Regions from separate parts of the Homo sapiens genome. Here regions 2 and 3 are each linked to region 1. A link is a loop called in an ENCODE intact Hi-C map of the cell type or tissue named here. Cell type or tissue: mammary epithelial cell. All regions are shown on one strand.

What was found. A loop is a pair of places that touch in the nucleus more often than their neighbours do. Peaks named below come from ENCODE experiments on the same cell type or tissue, not always from the same donor. Only the 100,000 strongest peaks of a DNase experiment are listed, where the experiment ranks them.
Region 2: it touches region 1 in a loop (2.0-fold over the local background); 6 of 110 quality-filtered maps call a loop at or near these places.
Region 3: a loop joins it to region 1, with 3 times the contacts of the local background. A loop is called at or near these places in 6 of 110 quality-filtered maps.

Annotation. Positions count from the first base shown.
Region 1 is chr15:70,192,431-70,200,430 of GRCh38, forward strand. It overlaps the pseudogene RNU6-745P. Among named protein-coding and RNA genes, the nearest start is that of TLE3, 99 kb to the left of the region's middle. RefSeq lists enhancers at 3,714-4,497, 4,294-4,573, 4,644-4,703. In mammary epithelial cell, a CTCF peak has its summit at 4,200; DNase peaks (open chromatin) are centred at 2,851, 3,511, 4,371 and 5,391; H3K27ac peaks cover 2,340 bases.
Region 2 is chr15:70,463,603-70,471,602 of GRCh38, forward strand. No RefSeq gene overlaps it. Among named protein-coding and RNA genes, the nearest start is that of LINC02205, 38 kb to the right of the region's middle. In mammary epithelial cell, a CTCF peak has its summit at 3,511 (motif pointing left); no DNase peak of the experiment used is centred here; H3K27me3 peaks cover 883 bases.
Region 3 is chr15:70,485,222-70,493,221 of GRCh38, forward strand. No RefSeq gene overlaps it. Among named protein-coding and RNA genes, the nearest start is that of LINC02205, 17 kb to the right of the region's middle. RefSeq lists enhancers at 1,516-1,575, 7,120-7,169, 7,581-8,000. In mammary epithelial cell, a CTCF peak has its summit at 3,004 (motif pointing left); DNase peaks (open chromatin) are centred at 1,550, 2,990, 7,240 and 7,720; H3K27me3 peaks cover 684 bases.

The DNA of each region.
Region 1 (8,000 bases):
TTGGTCTTATTGGCAACTTCCACAACTAATATTTACTGAGCACATACTGTATGCTCCGTGTTTTACTCGAATTATCATTCTCCCGCCCAAGGAGGTAAGTACTGTTATAATCCGCATCATGCAGGTAGGGAGACCAGGGACAGAGAAGTGAAGTGGCCCATGTCCACCGACATGGTGCTGGGAGCGGGAACGCTCTGGTTGTCTGAGTAAAGGTCCTTCTCATCTCCCACACATACTCCCTCCCCAGCATGAATAGGGCTTCTATTTGGAACTATTTACAAAGTCCGGTTGTTTTTGAACTTTGGAACAAATTTCCTATCAGATTCTACACATTGCAGACATAACACAGGAAGGGCTGTTCTAGAAAGCTGAAGATCCAATTCTAAGAGCCAGGGGGATGCGGTTCGTTTTGGGCTGCATTTGTGACTTCTGCCATCAAGCCAAGCCCAGGCAGGGAGGAAGGGGCATCCCAGGCTCTCATCTGCCCGTTTGACAGCACATCTCCATGGCTCTTAATTACTCTTCCAACTTTGAACTGTTTGGGACTTTGAAGATCAGCCCTTGTTCCTGTTAAATGTTTAGGTTGAGCTTCTGGGTTCAGCGATTTATTCATCAGCAAATGAGCCAGCACACGTTGCTAGTCATAGACACTTGTATTTACGCTTTGTCCTGACTTCAATTTCAGACCCTAGAAGTACTTATATGTAAAAAATTGTGTCAGTCCACGTAAGAAAACTACTGTGGGAGTGTTTACAAATGATTATCTTGTGCATAAGCTTCTAAGATTATCTTCTAAAACCATAAAGTGCTCGCATCAGCAGCACACAGACTAAAAAACTGGAACAATACAGAGAAGATTAGCATGGCCCCTGTGCAAGGATGACAAAACTCATGAAGTGTTCCATATAGATTTTTAAAATCCCATAAGTAGAAAAGTGGATGGGCCCCTTTAAGAGTATCGCCGTCGAGAGGGAACTGAATTTTAAAAACAAGCATGCAAGCAAACCTCAAGGTTAAAACGTATGAAGCTGGTCTATGCACATCTTATTGCTCTGGATGGGAAGAGCAGCAGAGCAAATGGGCTTCAGGGGGTTGGGGGCATGGAGCATTTGCCAAGCTGGTGCCAAGAATGGATGCAGGCACATGGGAAGGAAGGGTTGTGCTGGCCATGGGGGGCTTTGTAGACAACACCGAGGGCTTGAACTTAATTTTCAAGGCCACAGGGCACCTCTGCAAGATTTTAAGCTGAACAGTGACGTGTTCATGTGCTTTAGAAATATTTTTCTGGCTGTGATAATGGCCACAGCAAGAGGTGAAGAGGGCCTGGATTCCTGTTGATAAACAGTAAGGACTGGGTTTGAGCGAGAGGCCAGTCCAGCTAGGAGTTGGCTATAGAGGGGGAGCAGGGGGAGAAGGGGAGAAAGACGTCCCTGTGCAACTTGAGTGAGTGTGGGCACGGTGGAGTCTTTCCCAGAGATGGGACACCAGGATGCAGAGAACCAGCCGGACCGTGCACGTGGGAAGAAAGCGCAAAGGCAGTTTCACCAAGAGGGGAGCTACAGGTTGGGAAGAGGCTATGGCTGAGATGGATAGAAAGTGCATGCTGTCCCCTCTGTCATGAGGCAGGATGCCGAAAACTGCAGCTGGGCAGAGGCACAGATTGAGGAGGTGGCCGCAGCAGGCACCAATGGGAGAACTCTGGGTCAGAAGCCAAAAGTCTAGGCCTATTCCGTCCTGACTCACCACACACCTTCGGCAAGGCACATTCTTTCTCTGCCTCAGTTTCCTCATCTGCAAAACCCCGGAGTTGAATCACATTGAGGGTTCCTCAAAGGAGATGGGCTGGTGAGGGACATCCTTGAGCCCCTGGAAACGATGTGCAAAATTGTGTGCCTATGCCCCCTTTTGCAGAGGGGCTGGCAGGGCCACCTGAGGAGGGAAGTGACATCAGATGTCATAGGCCACACCTGCAGTTGGAGACATGCTGGTAAAAATTGCTCTCTACGTATGCCCAGGATGAGTCTCATCTCACCCAACCAGTTCCTGGAAGGCAGAGATCTAGGTCATAGGATGTGTCTCGACACCCCATGGGGGTCTTGCAATACCTGTGGAGCCAAATGTGCTGGCATGGAGGAGCCTCAGCACATCTGGGTCTTCTAGGAGAGACCCCGTCCCCTGGTCAGTCCAGGCACGTGCTCCCTACTGGAGCCCCTGGGGCCTGTCTCTCCCTTCTCCACCCTGCAAACTCCTGCTCCTTCTCCGTGCAGCCTTTTCTGTTCCCCTGGAGCAGCCCTGATTTCTCGCTGCATTGGGATTTCCCAGGCGAGGTGTCTATACCTCATGCGCAGCCTACTTTTCGCCTATCTGGGATGGAGGTTGTTTGCATGTTCCCTCCTCTTTCCTTCCTTCCTCTGCCACATAGGCCTGTTTTTGGCAGGGACCATGTCTTAGGCACCTCAGTGTCCCTAAGTGTCTCTCTCAGTGACTGACACATACTTGGTACTCCATAAAAGTTTCTGTAGTTGTCTTAACTTATGGAATGACTGCCAGCAAAGTATTTCTTGTTTCCAACCCAGGCTCCTCACTTGCCCTGCTTCCCTGAGAGCTGCTGGGAGGACCAGCAGCAGTGGCCAGCACTTGCAGTGCCTGGCAGCATTTGCAAGGTCCCTCATGGGTCCTTTCCCACAGGGTCCCAGGATGATGAGCGTGAAATGAGACCAATAAAAGATTGCACAAATCTTGTTGGACTCACACATAGGATGGAAAGCAATATCCATGTCTGAAACATGTTGGAGCAGGCCTTCCACCAAGCCCTTTAGAAAAAGGGTTGTATGTGTTGTGTAGAGCAAACCTGGCTGACAGGCATTAGCATGCCCATTTTACAGATGGTGAAACGGGATCTGAGAATTTACGAGCCTTGCTCAAGCTTCCACAGCTATGCCAATGCCGCCAGCCCGCCATCCCTGGGGTTGGAGCCAGGGCATGTGGGGTGATGTTTTTCTTGGTCGTGAGCAGATGGGCTAGTGCCCTACCTGCACAGTCTCACCGTAGCTCACCCTCCCATACATCCTGTTAAAGGTCCAGCCAAGATCCACTTCCCTCCCTCGTTTTCTTGCCTGGGTTTTGCCTAGTTCCTTCTCTTCATGCACCACAGGACGCACTCTGAGCAGGCGGGGAGGCCCGTGAGCCTGGCAAACAAGCTATTTGCTCTGGGAGGTGGGCTGCTTCTGAGGACAGCACAGGGTTTCTGGGACAGTGCTGAGGAAGTCACCCACAGCCTGGCTCCCTGGCTGAGTGGACGGTTGAGGTGGCCAGAGGAACTTAGAAGTGGCCCTCCAGTCTCAGGGGGAAAGGCTGGAGGGCTGGAAAGAAAGCAAACTCTGTGATTGAGCTGTGGGAAGCCTGGCCTGAGCCCCAGGGCCTTGCTGATGGCAGGCTGACTGCTGGGGCACCCCCAGACAGGCCAACGGAGCCAAGCCGACAGCCGGGAGAGAGGCCTGCTCTCCCACACACGTGGGAATGAGGGCTGCTGAGTCACTGCCCAGCTGGACGCAGCTCCCACTGAAGGCTGGAAGGAAGGCAGGAGAGTATTCCCAGCCAGGCTGGTGGCCTCAGGACACCCTGAAGTTAGCTGAGCCCTCTAAATGGGCCATGGTAGCCCGGGCTGCCCCTCGCCCTGCTGAACTGATGCATATTTGCCTCTTGCCGGCTTCTGGGGAGCTCCAACCAGGCAAACAGCCCTTCAGACAGGACATTGGATTAGAGGTCAGATCCCTGAACTTTGGAAAAAAACAATCCCAGGGCAAGTCACTTCATCTCCCATGTCCTCACCTTTCCTCTCAGTTACATGGTGAGGCCAACAGGGAATACGGGAAAGGTCTTCACAGGTTGCCCTGCATATAATAGGATTCAGGCAGGCTAATGGCTCTGCTCCAAGCCTTCCCCTGAGGAAGGGACAGCAGCCCGGCCCCCTCCTCCCCTGGCCTGCCACTGTTCCCCCCTTAGCCAGTGTCATCCCTGCCGTGTGCCCTTCAGAGCAACCAGGCCCCTCCCAGGGAGAGTTCCTGGGGAGGAGCTGGGGTCACCTCCCGACCCGGGCCTGGCCTGGAATCCACCTTTCACCTCGGGCAGTGGGCAGAGGAGGGCACTGGCCCTGCAGGCGGAGGCTTCTCTCCCCTCCAGCACCAGCAGCACCCGCTGGGAGGCCCAGGTGTTGTGCAACTTGAGAAGCAGCTAAGCCAGTGGACCACTCTGCCAGGACAAGAATCAACAGGAAACCTCCCCGCGCATCTCGTTCACATTCCAGGGGCACCGAGTCCAGCCCAGAGACACCGTAACAAGACACCACTCTGGCTGGCGTTGCCTGTGACACAAACCAATCTTTTATCTGCCATCTAAGCCTCCCAATTTGCATGCCAGTGACGTACCTTCCACCGCAGGGTGCTTTCCAAACCTTCTAGTGAGGCTGTGCCTCCTGAGCTCTGAGCAAACAGGGAGTAAGCGATCCTTTAGACACAGGAAGGCTTTGCTAATGATCGTCAGGCATGAGCCCTTCAAGGAAGGGACCCGTCTGTAGGCCCCAGCAGAGGACCTGACACCAGTGGGTGCCTAGGGAGCACTTAGTGGCAGTTCACTGAGCAAGCCACATCTCTGGGGATTAAAGAAAAGAAGGTGAAGCAGAATCTGGTTAAATGGGCCCATGTGTGCTTGGAGGAATCCCCCCCACCTCTCTCTCTCTATCACATATGCACGGGCCCTCCCCCTCCACACACGCATCACTGAGTTATTTCTCATGATTGGAGCATGATGCTGTGGCAATACGGAATTCAAGCCTTTTATCTCTCAGGCCCAGGATGGGAAAAGGACTCACTCAAAGTCACCCAGCAGATTAGTGACAGCACTTTTGATGTTTATTATTTTGTATTTTCCCATGTCCTGCCATTTCATCGCACAATTGTCCTCCTTCTCCATCCCACTCCCAGCCAAGTCCCTGCATCTGCTGCACTCGCCACTAGTTCCCAGTACTGTGTTTGAAATGCTTAGGGAAAGGGGATTGCTGGCAGAGGGAAGAGCACGTGCAAGCTCCCTGAGGCAGCAGGGAGCAAATGAGGTGAGCACCCCACTCCCGCCAGTGAGCAGGACTCAGAGAAGTGGGGGTCAGTGGGGGTAGGTGGGAGTCGGAATAAGATCCGACTTCATAAAGTTTGTTTCTGGATGTGGAGCTAGCAGCCCATGGGGCCAACTTGCTGCCTTCAGGCAGGTGAGTCTCCCTGCTTGTGACTAAGGAAGCTTCTGTAGTCCTGAGGCACGGAGGATCTGGGCATGAGCCTGCTGGGATGTGGGAAAGGGGCGTGTGAGAGAACCCACATCTCCTGCTTCCTAGGTCAGAGCACCAAGGAAGGCTTCCTGGAAGGGGCAGACTTTGTGTGGGGCCCAGAGGAGAGCTGTGTGAGCACCCTGGACAAGCTCTACGGATCTGGGTCAGGAGTGATGCAGGAGGTCACACCACAGGCGTCTTCCTGGACTGAGCACAGCTGCCCCCAGGTGTGCCTCAGGCACTGGGCCCAGCCTGACGTGTCTCAACAGGGTGGGGTTGGCCAGAGGCTGGCATGGGTGTGTGTTAGGGGAAACCAGCGGAGGAAAGGTGAGCCAGGGCTCCCTGACGTGACCTGAGAGATAACCCTGAGGTCAACCTGTAAGGGCCCCGGGGAGGAAAGGTGAAGGGAGCCTGGCGCCCTTGCTGGTTGTGAAATGATGACATCTGCTGTGGGTCTGGAACAAACACATAGTTTGCCACAGACCCTGATCCTTGGGGACCCTGCGGTCAGTGCAATTGGAGTTCAATACACACACGCACACACACACACACACATGCACGCATTGCGTACCTACTGTGGCCAGGCATTGTTAGAAGTGGTGGAGCCTCTAGGAACTCAAGAGTACAGAGAAGACCCATGCACTGCTCAGAGAACACAGGCAATAGAGTTTTGCTCGAGGAGTATTATTTTTAAAGTGCTACTGAAGCTCTCAGGAGGGAGAAAGGAATTCTGGTTGGAAAAGGCCAGGAGCAGCTCTGGTTAGATGCAAATGAGACATGAGTTGGGGCTGAACCATCAGGGTGGGGAGGAGGTGGGGTGGGGCAGGCATTTCTGGCAGTGGGAACAGGTTAGGCTCAGAGCATGGCGGAACAGGGAGGGGTCTTGTGTGCATGGAGCTGGAAACTGCGGTGAGGAGTGTGGGAGGTGAGGCTGTGCAGCTGAGAGGGAGGGTACCAGAGCTTTCTATTTTCCCGACATCCTCTGTTTTAGGCCAAGCCATCACACTTTTGGGATCCATAGCCTCAAGACTTCCACATCTGGGGAGGATATTCAGGGGTGGGCTGGATCCAGACTGTCATTCTCAAACCCAGGCGTGCATCCAAAACCCCAAGGGGTCCATTGAAACAGAGTCTCCCCCATATTCCCCCAGGGATTATGATTCAGTTGGTTGGGTGTAGGGCCTGTGAGTTTGCATTTCAAACTAGTTCCCAGGTGATGCCGATGCAGCTGATTGGTCTGTGGACCACACTTTTAGTAGCACCGGTCTAGTTTGCTCCCATGGGATCCCCTGGGCAGTTCCTGTTGGGAGGTCTCACCCCACTTAGCCCAGTTGTTTCTGGGACTGTCTTTGGGGCTCAGAGGCCTTGTGTGGGAGAAATGAAAGGGTACCCTGATTGTCCCCTTCTCCATGGCCCAGACCAGGCTGTGATACCCGGTAAAGCCCCAGGTCACTTCGTGGATCAGGAGCAGTGACAACCATGTGAGAATGAAGTTTTCTGGCACTCTGGGAATGGGGCAGAGGAGAGGAGCTCTGGTCCCCAGTCTCCCATCCAGAACACTGGCAGGGAGTGCTTCAAAACCGGGAGGAAGGAGCCAGGAGGCCCAGTCAATTCATATAGAGATGAGAGTGGGAAGAGGTGTGTATGTACATGCACACGTGCAGCCCAATACCCCTTGCAAAAAAGAACTCAGGGTTAGTTACAACCCTGGGCAAGTCTCTTCCTTTTTCTCAGGGTCATTTTCCTCCTCTGGAAAAAATAAGGGAGTTGGATTAGATGGTTCCTTCTGAGAAAGAGAGACCTGAGAGACTGTCCTGGTAACAACGTCATCATCTGATTAGCACTCAATTTAAAACAGCTAACAGACTCTCAAATTTTGCAAGCCTTGGCAATTACCGGGCAGAGCTGAAGCAGAAGCTTCGTCTGTGGGGACCAGCCCATCTATGAGGGTGTCATCAGCCACTCAGGGGACCTTCAGCATGAATAACATTGCCCCGAGGAAGTTTGTAATGCAAAACAACAGCAGCTCTTTCCCCAGCAGCTCCCCGATGGTCCTCAGAGGTGGTTTTCTGGAGTCCCTACCGGGCTAAGGGAGAGCTGTCTCAGGGGTTCTGCTGAAGCTGGCAGAGGCCGGCCCCTCTCCCCTCCCCACTTTCCCCCAGGGCTCTGCCCGCTGACACTAGTGCAATTACGGCAGCCTTCTGAGAGGCTGACAAAGAAAACGAAGGCTCTGAAACCAAGAGAAGGACCCCCAGAGAGCCCCCGGGCTGTGGAGGCGTCAGGAAGGGCAGACACAGGCGTGGCAGTCGGCCCTGGATTGAATCCAAGTTCTACTTTCATGAGCTGTGTGACCCTGGACAGCATACTTGACCTCTCTGAGTCTCAATTTTGTTATCTACAAAGACATCCTCTTGGTTGGTTTTGAGAATTGGCTAAAATGACAGAAATGCAATTATTTTGGAGAAACGAAAAAATTAAATCTACTGAAGCCTTCAACGGTGCCATGTTGTAGATGAAAGCTGTGGTTAAGGGCGTGGCATGTGGCATCTCAGACCTGAGTTTGGGTCGCAGCTACTTGCTGTGTGACCCTTGGAACCTCACTTAACCTCTCTGAGCCTTCATGTCTTCCTCTGTATAATGGAAATATTTATGGCATTTTCCACAAAAGGCTAACAGAATGAAA
Region 2 (8,000 bases), 270 kb after region 1:
ATCAGGAAATGAACACAAATATAGGCAGACAACCTCCCCAGAGTAGGTGGGAGGAACCCTGTGACCCCCTAGGCTCATTGGCTGGCTCTAACGAGCAATTGCTACACCCTCCTACTCTCTTGCCTTGGGAAACAGTTAGAGTTACCTGTCAGCTCCAGGGGAGACTAGACCCACACCTACTCATGAGCTGGGGTGTAGCTCTTCTGGATGCAGAGGGAGAGGACAGAATGAGAGACACCTGCCCATGCTACCCACCAGCCTTCCTCAGACATGGTTGCCAGCTCCTTGTCACAGCCCCACTTTGTTCTGCTGTGACCACAGTGTGTGCTCACATAGGAGAGTAGAAGGAAAAAGACCAAGAGAGGATAAGGCAAACAAGATTTCATGAGCATCTATTATGTGCCAAGCTCAAAGCTGGGCACACACAAGCATCATCATTTTTTTTCCTTATGCAGTGACACATCCATGATTTTTTAGACTCTGCGTGTGCATCATTAAGACACAGCATAACATAAACGTGAAAGGCAGCTGCAGAGACAGCCCTTCCTAGATCCCTGCTCTGCTGCTAACTATCTGCGTGGTCGCAGTTTACACATCTATCACATAGGAACTAAACAATAATAATTATTTCATACGGTAATTACAACGATTGAATGAGGTCATTTATATAAAGTACTTGGAATAATGCCTGACACATTGAGAATAAAATAGTAGTGTTAATTGTGATTTTTTTTTTATCATTACCCTCTTTTACAGCTGAGGAAATCAGACAGGGCTAGTGACCTATGTAAGGTCACACAGCTAGAAAACCGCAACACAATTAGCCAGGCATGGTGGTGCACGCCTGTGGTCCCAGCTGCACCAGAGGCTGGGGTGGGAGGATCCCTCGAGCCCGAGAGGTGGAGGCTGCAGTGAGCCATGATCTTGCCACTGCACTCCAACCTAGGTGACAGAGCGAGATCCTATCCAAAAACCAGCCAAACAAAAGAGAAATGGCAACACTGGTATTCATATCCGGGTCCATCTGATACCACTACTCCCCATTCAAAGATTTTAGTCCTTAAGGGTCAAGTTAAGAAGAGAAGCTCTGGAGTCCTTGAGCCCCAGAGCAAGGCCCCTGCAAAGGCAGCTGCCAGAGACTATGGCAGTCCCCAAAGAAGGGAGAGAGTCATCTTGATAAAGTCATGGGGGTAAGGCACTCTAGAAGGGCCTTGGGACTTCTCAGTAGTCCCAGGGCAATGGCTCTGGAAGAAAGCCATTTCCAGAGGTTGCCCATCCATGAAGACCAGCCAATGATTATGCCGAAAACACTCAGGGAGACAGCTCAGCAAGGCCAGTGGGTGGTGAAGGGCAAAGTCAGTGGGTGGTGAAAGGACCCCTGACCACAGATAAACATAAAACCCCACTGCCCAACACCAGAGCAGATGCATGACTAGCACCCACCTGTAAATGGTGGTAGCTGAGCATTGTATCACTCAAGACCAAAGTGGCAGAAGCCACTTCTGGTGAAGCATCCTTCCGTGGCAAGCCCACATCTAGACACAAAGTGGGCCAGGTGTCTGGAACCTAAGGGGAGCTTCCCAGCTCCCTGAGTATCCATTTTTCCAGCTGTGAAATGCAGATGATCAGACCCAGCTTCCAGGGCAGTTCTGAAGACTAAGGTTGGGTATACACAAGACAGAGTAGAAGGTAAGGTACAGAGTGTGATTAGCTTTCCTCCATGCATATCAGGGTGCTGGTAAGGTGTACTTGTGACCCTCTGCTCACCACTGTGCTCCTAATGCTCCTGCCCAAACCTGCTTCCCATTCCTTCAGAGAACTGGCTTCAAGATGGGCTTCTTCTGAGCTTCTCTCAATGTGACCCCCACACCTAATGGAGAATAAAACTGCAACTTGAATATCCCTGGACAGGTGTAGCTGATAGTTTTGTCTCCATGTTCTGGGGACCAATAAACATAAAAACCCTGACTTCCTCCAAAGATACTGAGTTTTCCATCATCAGTAGGTTAAAGGCAGAGGCCAGCACCACTTAGAGAAGAGACTGCAAAAGGGATTCATTCATTGAATAGAAGCCTTCAAAATCCACAAGGGTCGTCCTGAGCCTCTGATGCCCTGTGGTTGGACTTCATAACTACTTGGAAGGCAGAGCTCAAAGCCTTCTTGATAGAGGGCTTTCTGCCTATTGAAGGTATTTATGGGCACACAAGTTCAAAGCCAGTACAATATTGGCATGCAAGAATGAGAGAAGAATGAGGAGACAGGGTAGGAGTAGGGTGCCCCCATGGCCCAGCAGACCTTTCTGCGAAAAGGGCTTGCTCACTTCTTGAAATTCCTGAAACTCCACCTCTACAGCCCCAGAAGGCTGAGCTGTGATAAAATCTACCCTCTCCCAAGGCCTGAGGCACACCAGGTATCCAGGAGGGAGATGAACTCACACTCACTTCCAGAAACATCTTAAGATTCCACGATGGTTGCTCTGAAAATCTGTTGGAGGCTCAGAAAGGCACCAAGGCCGCTCTTTGGAAGACAAGCAGACAGCAGCGAAGGGAACCAAATCCTCAATGACTCTGGGGACTGGAGCCTTTGAAAAGAGATGGTTTAATGAAAAGGTGCTGTCAAGAGCTAGCCGCCTAGAAGGCAGCTAGTCCTCGGCTGGCTGCTTTTTCCCTGTTGCCTCCCTTCTCGCTTAGTCAGGAGCTCCTGCTCAGCCCTGCAGACCCCCAGACCTCAGTGCCTGAGAATTAATCCTTGCTGGTTTGGACAAGAAGGAGCCATAGCCCTCAAATGCACAGGCCTCCTTGATGCCTGGAGACTGTCCTGTTACCCAGCCTGTGGCCCTGGGTTCTAGACCTGTTGTCCCTGCCGACGCTCCATCTGCCACTTCCCCAGCCAGGTGGTGACCATGGCAACCGTGGCTTGGAGAAGACAATGCAGCCACAGATGGTTTTCTACAGATGGGTCAAGTGCACAAAGTTATTCATTGTTTGGCCAAGGGGACTTCTAGCTTAGAATTAGAATGCACCTCTAGGGAGGACTTAACCTTGACAAGTAATTTCTTATTTAATTTTCAACACTCCTTTGATATGGGTACTATTATGATTCCCATTTTAGAGACAGGGAAACTGTGAAGGAATTTGTCCTTGGTCACACAGCTAGGAAGTGACAGAGCAAGGATTTGAACCCAGATTGGTATTATTACCAATTATTATTACCAATCTGGGTTCAAATCCTTGAATCCAGTTCAAATCCTTGAATCTGACAATAGATAGATTGGCTTTAGAGTCAAGCTCACACACTTTCCTCCTTGCCCGGAGCTCCCTAATGCTGACACACTGTCTTGGAGCACCCTCTAGATGCTCATCTGATGCCTGATTCCTTGGCCCCATCTTTAACCTCCAAGTACTTCCAGGCCTGGCCTTCCCCCCGGGCTCAGCCTCCTCCTCTACAACTGCTCTCCCTGCTTCTGTTCTGCCTCTGCTCTTCTTCCTGGGTTCTGGAGCTGCTGCCACCTGCAGGCCTCATGTGCAAAGATGCTTGAGCTCTAATACAGGATGTCAGAGCAGGAGGGCTGGGGACTGAATCCCTGCTATGTATGCTCCGCCGTGGTGGCCAAGTGAGGGCAGAGGCCCAGGAGTTTTAGTCTCCTGGAGAGATTTGCATCTGGGCTATTCTGCAATGACAATCTGGATCCCACAGGAAAAAATGGGGGTGCACTAAAGTCAAGTGCACATAAGCAGTAGGAGGCATTGAGATGAGCTCCAAGGGAGATCTTACATCTGAGATGAGTCAGTCTCCTGCTGTAGTCCTGCCTAAATGCTCTCAGAAGGAATATTTTGTGTGTGTTTCTATACTACCTTTCTTTTCTAGTTCAGGAAGGTCTTTACTCACTGGACCATAATGCAGCTGGAGGAATGTATGAAGCTATGAGATGTCCCCGTGATTGAGATTAGGATGGGCTCTTTCCCTCCAAGTCATAGATACAATCAACACTGATCAGTGAGGGATCAAGAGAGCCACAACCTCGTGGTGACAAACAGATTTAGAATCTGCGGCTGAAATTCAGACTGCGCTGCAGAGCTGGGCATTGTCTGCCAAGGGACCCAGTCCAGTAGGAGAGAAAGAATAAGTCTACATAGCTCTGGTTTTATTTCTAGATTTGCCACTGGGACACTGTGCCAGCCTCGGTGGCCACCTCCCTTGCCCTCCATAGGTAATTCACATAGAGGAAGAAAGTGGGTGGAAGAAAGAAAGAGTAGTGGTTAACTTTGCACCCTGTAAGAGGTAAGCACTACGGGAGTTGCTTTACATAAACTACCTCCCAATCCCCTAGGGGGCAAGTAGCAGATTCCCACTTTAAAAAGGAGGAACTGGGCTCAGAAACATAAACCCCAACATCACACAGCGACTTAGTAATATGTATGGAATGCAAAGCAATAACAATAGCAATAATAGTAATACCAATCTGGCAACAGTTGATATGTATGTAGAACAAGCTGTGTTCTGGACAATATATTGATTCCTTGAAACCTCACCCAAAATCCATCAGGTCAGTATTATTATCCCCATTTTACAGATGAGGAAAATGAATATCGAGATCTGTGAATCCCACCCAGTGCCAGCCGCCCTGACATCTTTCCTCTTCATGTCACAGAATTGTCATGAGGACCAATGGCATCGGGCAGCAGAAAACATTGCATATTCCCCAAAAGAAAGTGGCCCCTGGGCTTTCCTTTGCTTCCTTCCCAGAGTGAGCCATGCTCTGGAAGGGATATTTCCATAGCTGTCCTCTTACAGCATCAGTAAGCACCATGACTTTCAGGAGTACAGGATTGCACCTTTGACGGCTCCAGGCCCACAACCGATTGCATTCCTAGACCACAGGGAAGGGCAGCAGATCACTGCCTCATCTGCCCAGAGCTGTGGAGGCAGCAAAGGGTGTTTAACCTCTGCTGGTGAATTGAAAGCCCAGGAGCTGGTGCAGATTCATTTTGTTTTATTTCTTCTGTGCTCCCATAAAACGGAGTAGGGGGTTTCACAGGTGCAAGTACTGCTGGGGAAAATCCTGGGGGTGGGGGCAGGGTAAGGGTGGGGAGGAAGAACTGGCTTAGCTGCCAATCTGGAATGGGTAAGCAAGTGGGAGAACGAATAGGAGATGAAGGACTGAGGATAAGAAGGGTAGGAGAGGGAGACAGACAGACAGAAAGAAAGACAGAGATGGAGACATAGAAACAAAGAGACAGAGACCAAAGCAGAGAGATAGGGAGAGAGAGAACACCAGGGCCGAAACTCTCCTCACTGACGCTGCTACTAGAAGGTTGGGCTGGGCCTGCGTCTGCCCAGGGCATGTGATTCTTGGCCTCTACTGGTCCTAGAGTTCTACCACCTTCCAAAGAACAGAGCAGAAAGGCTGCTTCTAGTCCAGGAACTTGCAGGATGAGGCTCCATCACGGTGACTGTACTCTAGATCAGCCTCACCACACTACCTGCAGCATGCATGGCCTCCTGAGCATGCTCATGTGTGCCATGCAACCTCCTACAGGAATGAGGTTAGAGAATGGAAATTTAAGCTTAGAAGGAGAGGCAACATGTTTAGGGTCACCCAGGAAGTTAGTTTCCTGCAGAGATTGGAGCCCCAGCCAAGGAGTTCACCATCCTGCAGGACCAGGGACCTGCTGATTCTTGGAGGTGAGTCAAGGGACAGAGTGCCTAGAATGAGGGCGAGGGTGCAGAAGTCTCTCCTACCTCCCTATCCCACTCCAGCCAAAAATCCCAGCCAAATAAAACACAGGAGCCGAGGTGTTTGCATAATCTCCATCTCTCACTATGCACTCCCATGCCATGGTATGGTGCAGTCCACTTGGTCCTTGCCGCCTGCTCACTCACACAGTCAGGGACCCAAGAGCATACCTGCCCACCAATCCCTCCAGTGCCCCAAACCCTGCTCACTCTGCAGGTTGAGAGGGGACTGAGTACTTCACTGCATCACTTTTAACTCCACATGGTCCCAGCATCATCCACCCTCAAAAAAACTCCTCCATGGCCCTGCCCTTACAGAGCTCACCAAGTAGCAAGAGACAAACACACATCATAACTCACCCGGCACAAGGAGAGAGTACAGAACAGAGTGCTGGGGAGGACAGGAAGAAGCAGGGGACAGCGAAGCTGGCAAGGGCTGGGGGCTCAGTGTGTGCAAAGGCACAAAGGAGAGGGAACAGGTGGTCTGGGGTGGCTGGAATGCAGACTGCATACTAGGGTGGAATGGAAGGCCCCAGGGGCAGGAGTCCTAGAGGCAGGGTCAGAGAGATGGCCTGGGGCCAGCTTATGAAGCATCTGGTCCCCTTCTCTCCGTTCTCCACTGCCATGGGGTCGAGGCTCATTCCTAGAGGCAACAGCCAGATGCAGAGGGTGCACGGGCCGCAGAGCGAACGACACTTTCCCACAGCATGAACTCAGGGCTGTGTCCAGGACCCGGTGCTCAGCCAGCCCCTGTTGCACAACACACTGCCTTCTGCATCCCCCATCCTCCCTCAGCTCCTGCATCCTCACCCCCTGCTGAGGATCACTGATGCAGGGGGGACCGAGCCTTGGCTCCCTGCACAGCAGCCCACACCACCTGCCACCCTTCGTAGTCAAGAGATCATGTTGAAAGGGAATCTTTTTAGGGAGGTCTTTCTATAGGAGGCAAGCCTGCGGCTGCAGGAAAACCGTCAGCATTCCTATCTCCTATGTTAAAAGCTGCTAAGTCCACCAGCTGATTCCTCAGCGGTATTAAAATGTGCAATAAGAACTGGCCCAGTGGGTTTTCCTAGCATTGGTATAGAAAACCCCAGGGTTTCCTCTGTGTGTTCCTGCATGTGTCTCCTAGCAGGGTGGCAAGCACCAGCAGTGTGCAGAGTCGGGGTGGACGAGAGTGGCTGAGATTCTTGATGCCAGCTGTGAATCCCATAGAAGTCCCAATACTCAATAGCCAAGCCTGGGGAGACTGGTTTTTATTGTGGTGGCTTTGTTTGTCGGGGCCATGGTACCAGTGCTGGGGCCTTAGGCTGTCAGGCTATGCCCCAAGGGCTTCAGGCAAGATTTCACAGGAGTCTGAGTCAGAAATCCTGTCCTTCCAATGCTTCCCCCTGGCCAGGACACAGATGCCAGGATCGGGCCATCATCTTCTGCTCCTTCTTTGGGGTCCCTGAAACTGGTCAGGGAATCCTCCATTGTGTGAGCGTCTGTGTCTCCTGACCTAGGCCCTGACCCTACTCTTGGATTCCTTCGGGACTGGGATCTACAGGATCCAGGATCAGGCCAGAGGGCATGGGAGAAACCTGAGGCGGAAGTCAGACAGAACTGCACTGTGAGACACACCTCTTCCACTTACTCACTGTGTGGCCCTGGGTGGGTTTCACAACCTCTCTTGGCCTCAGCTCCCTCACCTGTAAAAGGGAGATTCCATTGTTCCCCTTCAGGGATGATGTGTGGGCTGAACAAGGTGATGTCCAGACAGTCCTAAGCACAGCAGTAACTGGCCCCCAGCGGAGCTCAGTAAACTTCGGCTGTAATTATAAGCTGTTATAAGGCACTTGGCAATGGAGTAGATACTCCATAAACAAGCATCATACAAGTGTAAATAATTATTAATTATTATGATGACTAATCATCATTATTATTGATGATAAATGTGAGAAATGCTACCCAAACACCAGCTCCCCCACTCAATCTGTTTGCAGACAGACATCACTCCTCAACCATGCAGAAAAAGTCTGGGACCCAGAAGAAGAGCTGGTTCCAAGCACCCCAACAGGGAGCACTGTCCTCCCTCCAGTCTCCATGCAGCACTGTGCAGGCTGGTGTCACCCAGGCAGGTGACATTCACCCAAATGCATCCCATCTGTCTGTTCAGTCTGCTTATGGCCTGCGTCTTTTCAGCTTGGCTCCTCTGTGTCTAAGTTGTTAAATATTTTGGATATCACCTCAACAAGAAATGTCTTTGTGATTTCTTGAGTCCTGGC
Region 3 (8,000 bases), 290 kb after region 1:
CATTTCAGTGACTTACACAAGTGTATTTGTCATTCAGACAAACCCACTGCCGTTCCAGTGTGGACTCCAGAGTGCTATCCCCACTGTGTTGACTCAAGATTTTGGGGTGTTTTGTTTCAGTGGCACCTCCATATGTCATATTGCCCATTTCTCTTCTGCTCAAGACAGTGAGGTTGAAACTCCAAGCCTCATTACAGAGCATTTGCTGGGCTATCTCTGAACCATTGCACAGCCTTGCCTCCTGTAGAGAAGAGGTACAACCCAAGTGTCCCACAATGGATAATTAGATAAAGATACCATGATATCTTTATCTATCTATCTATACACACACACACACATACACACACACACACACACACACACACACACAATGGAATTCCATTTAGCCATAAAAAAAAATGGAATCCTGTCATTTGAAGCAATGTGGATGAACCTGGAGGACATTAAGTTAAGTGAAATAAGTCAGGCCCAGAAAGATACATACCACACAATCTCATTCATATGCAGAATCTAAAAAGTTGATCTCGTAGAAGTAGAGAGTAGAATGGTGGTTACTAGAGACTGGAGAGGAGAGGGCGAGGAGGCATGGTGAGAGGTTGGTCAATAGGTACAAAGCTACAATCAGGTAGCAGGAATAAGTTCTGCTGTTCTATTACACAGGAGGGTGACTATGGTTACAATATTATATTGTATATTTTAGAGTAGCTAGAAGAGAGGATTGTGAATGTTCTCACCACTAAGAAATGATAATGTACGCGGTGATAGATGTACCAAATACCCTGACTTGATCATTACAGAATGTATACATGTATAAAAACATCACACTGTACCCCATGAATATGTACAATTATTGTGTCAATTTAAAAATTAAAAATAAATAAGTAAATAAAGGCATGGACAATTAACAAGAAGACACAGCCAACTCACTCCCACCTTGCCCAGCTGGAAAGTGTTGAAAGATCCTGAGATTCTGATGCCATGAGCTCAGCTGCACAGGAGGGCATGGGAGAGAGAGGCGGAAGCAAAGTGTCCGGCAACTTCCCTTTGGGCCTCATCTTCTCCACTGAAAAATGGGTAGATCTGCCTCTGGGAAGGGTCATACAACTCCAAGCAGCTGGAGTCTACCTCCCTGCAGATAGTTCCTACCCAGGGGCAGCTATGAGCCTGGCCTGTGAAGTGGAGAGAGGGAAGAAATTCTTCTTGAGGTTGGACATTCTCAGCCCATGGCCACCATGTGTCAGCTGAAGGGAAGCAAGCCAGGGAGTTCAAATAGAGAAACAGGAAGAAAGCAAACCAACCCATCTCCCTGGTTTCCCCCACGCCGCTGCAATGCACTAGAGGATGAACCAGCTCGTTCTCTTCACTTCTTTTTCTCTTGGTGGTAGCGGTAGGGCCAGAGGGTGAGTAAGCCAGAAGGTTCCCCAGTGTGGTCTCGGTTAAGGTTACTGGATACTTGCTTCAGTCCCATGGGTGATGAGTTCAGTGTCAACTCACACCTACCCCACCCCACCCCTGGAGGCCCTCTCCTGGGTTTTTCTTTCCTCTCCCAAGTTCAAGTCAAAACATGGTCAACCCCCCACACTTCCCTCACCCCTGGCCCGGCCCAACCAGCCCCTAACCAGAGCACAGGGCGCAGTCCATAACCACATCTTGCAACATGATTCACTGCGTCTGTGGAGGGACTGATGCAATTGTGGGTGAGGAGTCATTTCTACTGATGGGGAAACCACAGCAACCTGGCCAGGGGTGGGAGGGCAATCCATGGGGACCTACCCTGAGACAGGCCGCGATCAAGAACCCTCAGCGTCCCCAGAGCAACCCAGCCACACCATGACTGAGGCCAGAGAGCAGAGGCCCAGGACATGCTGTCCTCCTGCGGAGAGGCAGTAGGCTGGGGGCCGGGAGGAAGGCAGGGGTCTTGGCAAGAGAGGGACTGTTCAAAGACAGCAACTCTTCCAGGAACCCCCAGAGTGATCCATCTTTCTCTGTGAGCAACATGGACGTGTGAGGTTCTTGGAGGAGGCCAGGAAACCACAAGCAGGAAAATCGCTTTCTCTGGGTGCTGGGTCCGTGCCTGGACCAAAGATTGAAGCCACATTGCTGCTCACTGCACTACATGGGAAGCACACACACATGCCTGGAGAGCATGTACTCCCACCGCCAGAGCAGGTGCCCAGGAGACACACAGAACTGAATCTGAAATTGCAGGGGCCCAGCAGCCTACATGCTGTGGCCTGGATCAGCTGGGCACACCTGCCTTGGGTGCCTGATCTACTGTTCATTTCCAATGCCCAGCTCAGCCACCTGCCCAGTGGACCCTGCGCTTATCCCTCTGGCTATGTGAGCTCAAGCCAGCAATTTCCCCTCTCTGGACTGCCCTCTCTCTCTTCCGAACCCTAGTGCTCACTTCTGCAACTTAGCAAGGGATTATATGATGCCCCGTGACAACACTTGCTCTTTCCCTGTGTTTCTATCTTATTTCTCCATTTTCATCATAAGCTATTCTAGACAGGGCTGGGCTAGCCTCGAGAAGTTATCCCTGCCCCACCTCTACTCACTGATCTTGACGCATCTCTGCAGAGGAGGTATTTTTACCCTATTCCACTGAAGAAGAAACTTAGGCCCAGGAGGTAATAGAGCCAACAAGGACACTAGTAAGGGGCAGACTTGGAGCTAAGACTCAAATGCGCTTCAAAACCCCTGCCCAGCATTCTCTCCAAACCCCAGCCACCTAACCCAATTCCTTCATGGAGTCTCCTGGTGAAGGGCCAAAGAGATGAGGATCTCTCCAGAAGGTACCAAGCAAGATGTAAATATGAGAGAGAATAACGTCTGACCTCCCAGATCTGCAGGTCACAGACCTACAGCTCCAAGATCCACATTTTTTAAAATGTGCCACCCCCCATCCTCACCGTCCCTTTGGCTCACAGTCTGGAGGCTCCCTGGAGCACCATAAAAGACAGAACTTAGCCATCCGTGTGCAAGCCTGACCCCTGGTGACCAGAACCTTGAACTGCATGGCCAACCAGGCAGGCCCAAGAAATTAAGAGATCTGGCACTCACTCACTTGCCCAGCAAACTTCTGACCAGCACGGAGCTTATGGATTAGGCCACATCTACCTACCCTTCAGCCCAGGTGACTCTGGAACCACAGGCAATGGAGCCTTATTAACCTAACCCCTCACATGGCTAGCACATATGTCCATGATGAGCATAACTCATGCATCATGAATCCCACAGCCACCTGGGAGGCAGATGAAGTCCTAGCCCCCATCTAGAGAGAAACAAACTGAGGCCAGAGCAGTGAAAGCAATGCTCTGAGACGTCACAGAATCAGTGACAGATGCTACGCTCAAACCTACAATTTTCTGACTTAAAATACCATCCCTTCCAATTTTCCTAACATCCCCACCCTCTGGTCACTAAGGGGCAAGAAAGAGATGAGGGAACATGGTTCCCAGGACACCCCACTTAAAACAAGCGGATTTTTCCAAAAAAAATAAATTTACTTAAAATAGATATACTTATTTAAAATAAAATACATGGAAGATAGCTTTCCCCCTTCTCTCAATCAATAGCCCAGAAGCACAAGATCCTTGACCTGAGAGATTTCAGGTCCAGAGGGGATGGACTAGACTAGGGCTGCCAGGTTAGCAAACGACCATACAGGATGCTCAGCCACATGTGAATTGCAGGTGAGTAACACCTACACCACTTGGGATATACTTATACTTAAGTGTGGTTTACCTTGAAGTTCAAGTTTAACTAGGATCCTCTATTTTATCAGCCAACCCTAGACCAGATGCCACTGGGGAATGGGAGAGAGGGGCAGCCAGGCCAGAGGGGTGCAGGAAGAGCCTGAAGCCCTGCCGCGCGGGGAGAGAGGTGGGAGATGAAGCAAGAGACCTACATGGGAAGGTGGGAGTCACGGAGGCCTTGAGTGGGATGAGTGTTTTCTTGAGGATTATTCTGACAAACATGTGAGGAATAAGCTGAGGGGGGAAGTGGGGACGTGGGGGGTTCAGCTGGTTAGGGAGGGATGCCAGGGTGCCTATGGGATGGCGGTTTGTGCATGGTTGCCTGGCGGAGGTTGGGGGAAGGAGTGGATTCTGGATCCATCCCGAAGGTGGAGCTGGCAGAAACGCCGCCTTCCCCTGCAGCTCCCTTTGAATCTCTGGCCTTGGTCCTTCCCAGTTCTGCCCCTCAAACACCCGCTGGGTTCCCAGCCCCAGTTCTGACTTCCCCTCTCTTTCTTCTCCCCTGTGTCCTCCTCACCCCATTGCACTCTGAGTTAACAAAGGCAAGGAGAAAGAGTCACTTTGTTCTTTCTTTCCCCAGCTCAAGGCCTCCATGCCCCTCAGAGGATCCAGCGATATGGCCCAGGTCCCACTTTCCTGGGAGAAGCTGTCTCCACTTCTCCCCAGAACCCGGTGCCAGAGTAGGAAAGGGGTCCTGCCTGCCATCCCCAGAAGCAGGAGGCTGAGGCCCTCGAGGGGCTATGGCTCACCCCTTCCTGCCTGGGGAGGACTAAGATACCAGCGCACCCAGAAGCTCAGCACTTACCAGCCCCACTGCTGGGAAGTGCTCCCTGCTATCCAACCCCTGTTTCTGCTGCACTTTATACCCATCTCCTCGGGGCCGAATCTCAGAAGGAGATGGAGAATGCGCGTCCTCCTGCTCTAGACCAGTGGTTTCAGATTTGTTCCCCAGTTAGGCCACTGTAGGGGTGGGGAGCTGAGGGACAGGTCCCACTCCAACCATCCAAGTTCCACTTATCCATACCTAATAAACTGGGGCCCCTTGCAAAATTATCTTTTTTAAAGGGATCCACTCGTGAAAATATCCACCCATGTACATGTGAAAACCACAGATAGATGTGTAAGGGATGCTCTGCTCTCTACATAAAGACTCCTCAATTTCAGCTTTCCCAGCTCCATGTCATCTGACCCCTCCTCCCTGAGCCTCTATGCCTCCTCCTGTCACCGTCCCTGAGGCTTGGGCTCACTGACCCTCTCTCTGAAGATCTCTCTATCAGAATCCCTAACACCACATTGGGCGTGGATTATTGCCCCATTTTACAGATGAGATCACTGAGGCCCAGAGGTTGCAGAACCTGAACTGGATCCTGGGGGTCTGGCTTTGGATGCTGGCCCCACATGGGCTTCTGCTGCATCCCCAGCCCAAGCTGCCCATCAGGATACGGACCCAGGGTTCAGGAGTCCCAAGGCTGAGGGTGGCCTGACCCCTTCTGGAGGAGTCAGCCTCAGAGCTGGGAGTTCCCTGGGGGCCATGCTGTCATCAGTGGGGGCCAGACTCTCCAGCAGGGAGAAGAACAAGGTTTCTGCGGTCTCAGCCCTGGAGACCAATCCCTGGTGTGCCCTCCTTCCTACAGCACCCAGGGACCCGCCGCTGCCCCTCACCTATGAGCTGATGGGAGAGAAACGTCCGCCATGCTGGGAGACAGCTTCCAGCTGAGCAGGATGCTCCATCAGCTCTGTCGCTCACCCACACACATGCCGAGAGAAGCACAGCCCAGCTAACAGCAATCTAGTGAGGTCCTATGTCGCTGTCCTGTGCCAACCATCAGGGAGCCCAGAGCCATCCAGTTCAGTGCTTCTTGCCCTTCACTGGGCATCAGAATCAAAACCACAGAGGCTCAGAAGCACCCACAGAGGTTCCTTGACCTAAGGTGAGGCTTGGGCCTCAGAATTGTTTAAAAGTCGCCCCCGTGATTCTCCGGGCAACCAGGGTTGAGAACAACCATCTGGTCCAAAGCGTCCGTGTCACAGAGGAGGAAAGTGAGGCCCAGAGGGAAGACCTGGTGACACATCAAGATAGGGCCCAGGACCACTGGTCTGGATTCAGCAATCTTTGCACCCACAAACCAATGTTCCCACGTATTCATTCAGCCCTGGGTTGTGAAAGGTGCGGAGGGGAGGGGAGAATGGCCACTGTGGAACCAGCGTCTGAAGGAAATTCTGGCCTTCCCTCCTGTCCTCAACCCAAGTCCTCCCTCTCAGATACTGCTCCATGAGTCACACAGTGAGAAGGTGATTCTGTGTAGGCAACCACAGCTGTTTCTCTGCCTCAGTTCACAGTTCTAAGCACCTACTTCATGCAGAAACTCTTGCTAAATGCTTTGCTAGCATTATCTCGTCTAGAAGATCTGCTGTTTCCAGCCAGAACTGCTCCACTTTCACCAAGAGAAAAACACGAGCTGGCTTCACCCGACTTAGTAGTCTTGCCCTGCTTAACACAATCCAAAAGGTCTCTCTTGGACGTTGTGACAGCCAAGAGGAGCCGCAGTTCCTGCTCAAGGCAGGCAGCATCCGGTCTGACTCTGAGCCCCACCATCTGCCTGGGCAGAGCTCAGGAAGGCACAGAGCCAGCCATCAGGACCCCTGAGTTCCAGTCCCAGCTGTGTCACTGGGCAGCTATAGGGTCTTGGGTAGGTCATTTCCTTCCCTGGGCCTAAGTTTCACCATTCCATAAATGGGAACATTGAACTCAATCAGGGATATTGAAATGTGTTTTGTGGGACAACACTTTCTTCGCATAAAACCGCAAGCGGAACACACAGACCCCCATGGGAGTGGTAGAGGAGCAGCCAGGGTTCCAGAGTTGGGCACTTGGCCCCTCCCAGCCACTTGCTCTCTGAAGACACTCCCTAGAACTCTCCAAAGCCTCCTGGTTTGGTCTATAAAGTCTCCTTTGATTCCGTCATGTCCTCCTGGTGTATGACCGGAGACAGGGGTTCGGAGGAGGGCAGTAGGGAACATAGGGGTTCTGGTAAGGTAAGGGACAACTTAGGGAAAAAAAAAAAGAATATCTGCCGTAGGGTAGGGTCCAGAGTTCCTTTTTTCCGATACAATCAGGAGAAGAAATTCCATACTCATTTGGTGTGACTCTAATGGCTGCAGAGGCAAGACGGGAAGGAGGTGACAAGGCCCCCAGTGCACCCAGGTAAGGGGAGGGGGCCCCTGGGAGGAGGTGGGGCCTGCCAGCATCCTCGGTTCACACCTGGAAGAGGTCACCGATCTGTAATACGTAGGCCGGGGCTCCCATCGTGGATCCCCAGGAATACTCTGGTCTGTTTCCTATTCTGTGAGAGGGGCATACCGGGGCTGCTGGAAGGCTATGGGAAACATGCAGAGGCTCAGAGCAGGGCCTAGCCTGTCTCCAGCAGTTATGACTTCTCAGCTGTGGTTTTCTGTGTTGTTATTTTGCTCGCTTGTGGTTTGTAGGCTCCTTTGATTGGGTGGGGGCAGGGCAGAGTCATCTAATTCTTAGAGCTGGTGGAAACCTCATTTTAGAGATAAAGAAAGAAAGTGAGGCTCAGAGAAAGAAAGGTCCTTGCCCAAGTTCACAAGCTGGGGCTCAAGAACCCCAAGTCAGAACCAAGCTGGGCTCGGGCCCCAAACTCCAGACTCCACGAGACCCTCCCCACAGGCCAAGCACAGGCCTCCCCATGGCCACCGGCTTCCTCCCTGCTGCTCAGCCCACTGCCTGCCTGCGTGGACGCGTCCTCCCATACACCCTCCACCCACCCGGCCAGTGGTGAAATCACTAACCCCTAGGGCAGCCTTGGGTTCCCGGGTCCTGATTCAGCCTCCCACTGAGAGCACAACCCCCTGGCCTCACTGTGCCAGGGCCTGTAATTGCTCTAACTGCCCCCTGGGGAAGTGGGGCAGCCTGGTCTTTGTCCACATGAGTCAGGTTTCCAGAGCAGAAACCTCAGGCAGAGCCACATCGCACAGCCCAAGCCCTGCCACCACTCCCCACAAACCACTTCCTGCCCCTTTCCTGGCACCACCGGCCTGAGGCTCGTGGCAGCTGCACGGCCCTAGTCTCTGCTGCTCCACTGGCCCCAGCCCACCCCTAGCCCACTACCACCCCACCCACCCACAGGCGGGGCAGGGCAGGACTCTGTCTGTCCAGGTGGGCGGGCCACAGGCTGGGTCACCCAGGCAGTGGAAACCCCCAGCAGGAAAAGCAGGCCT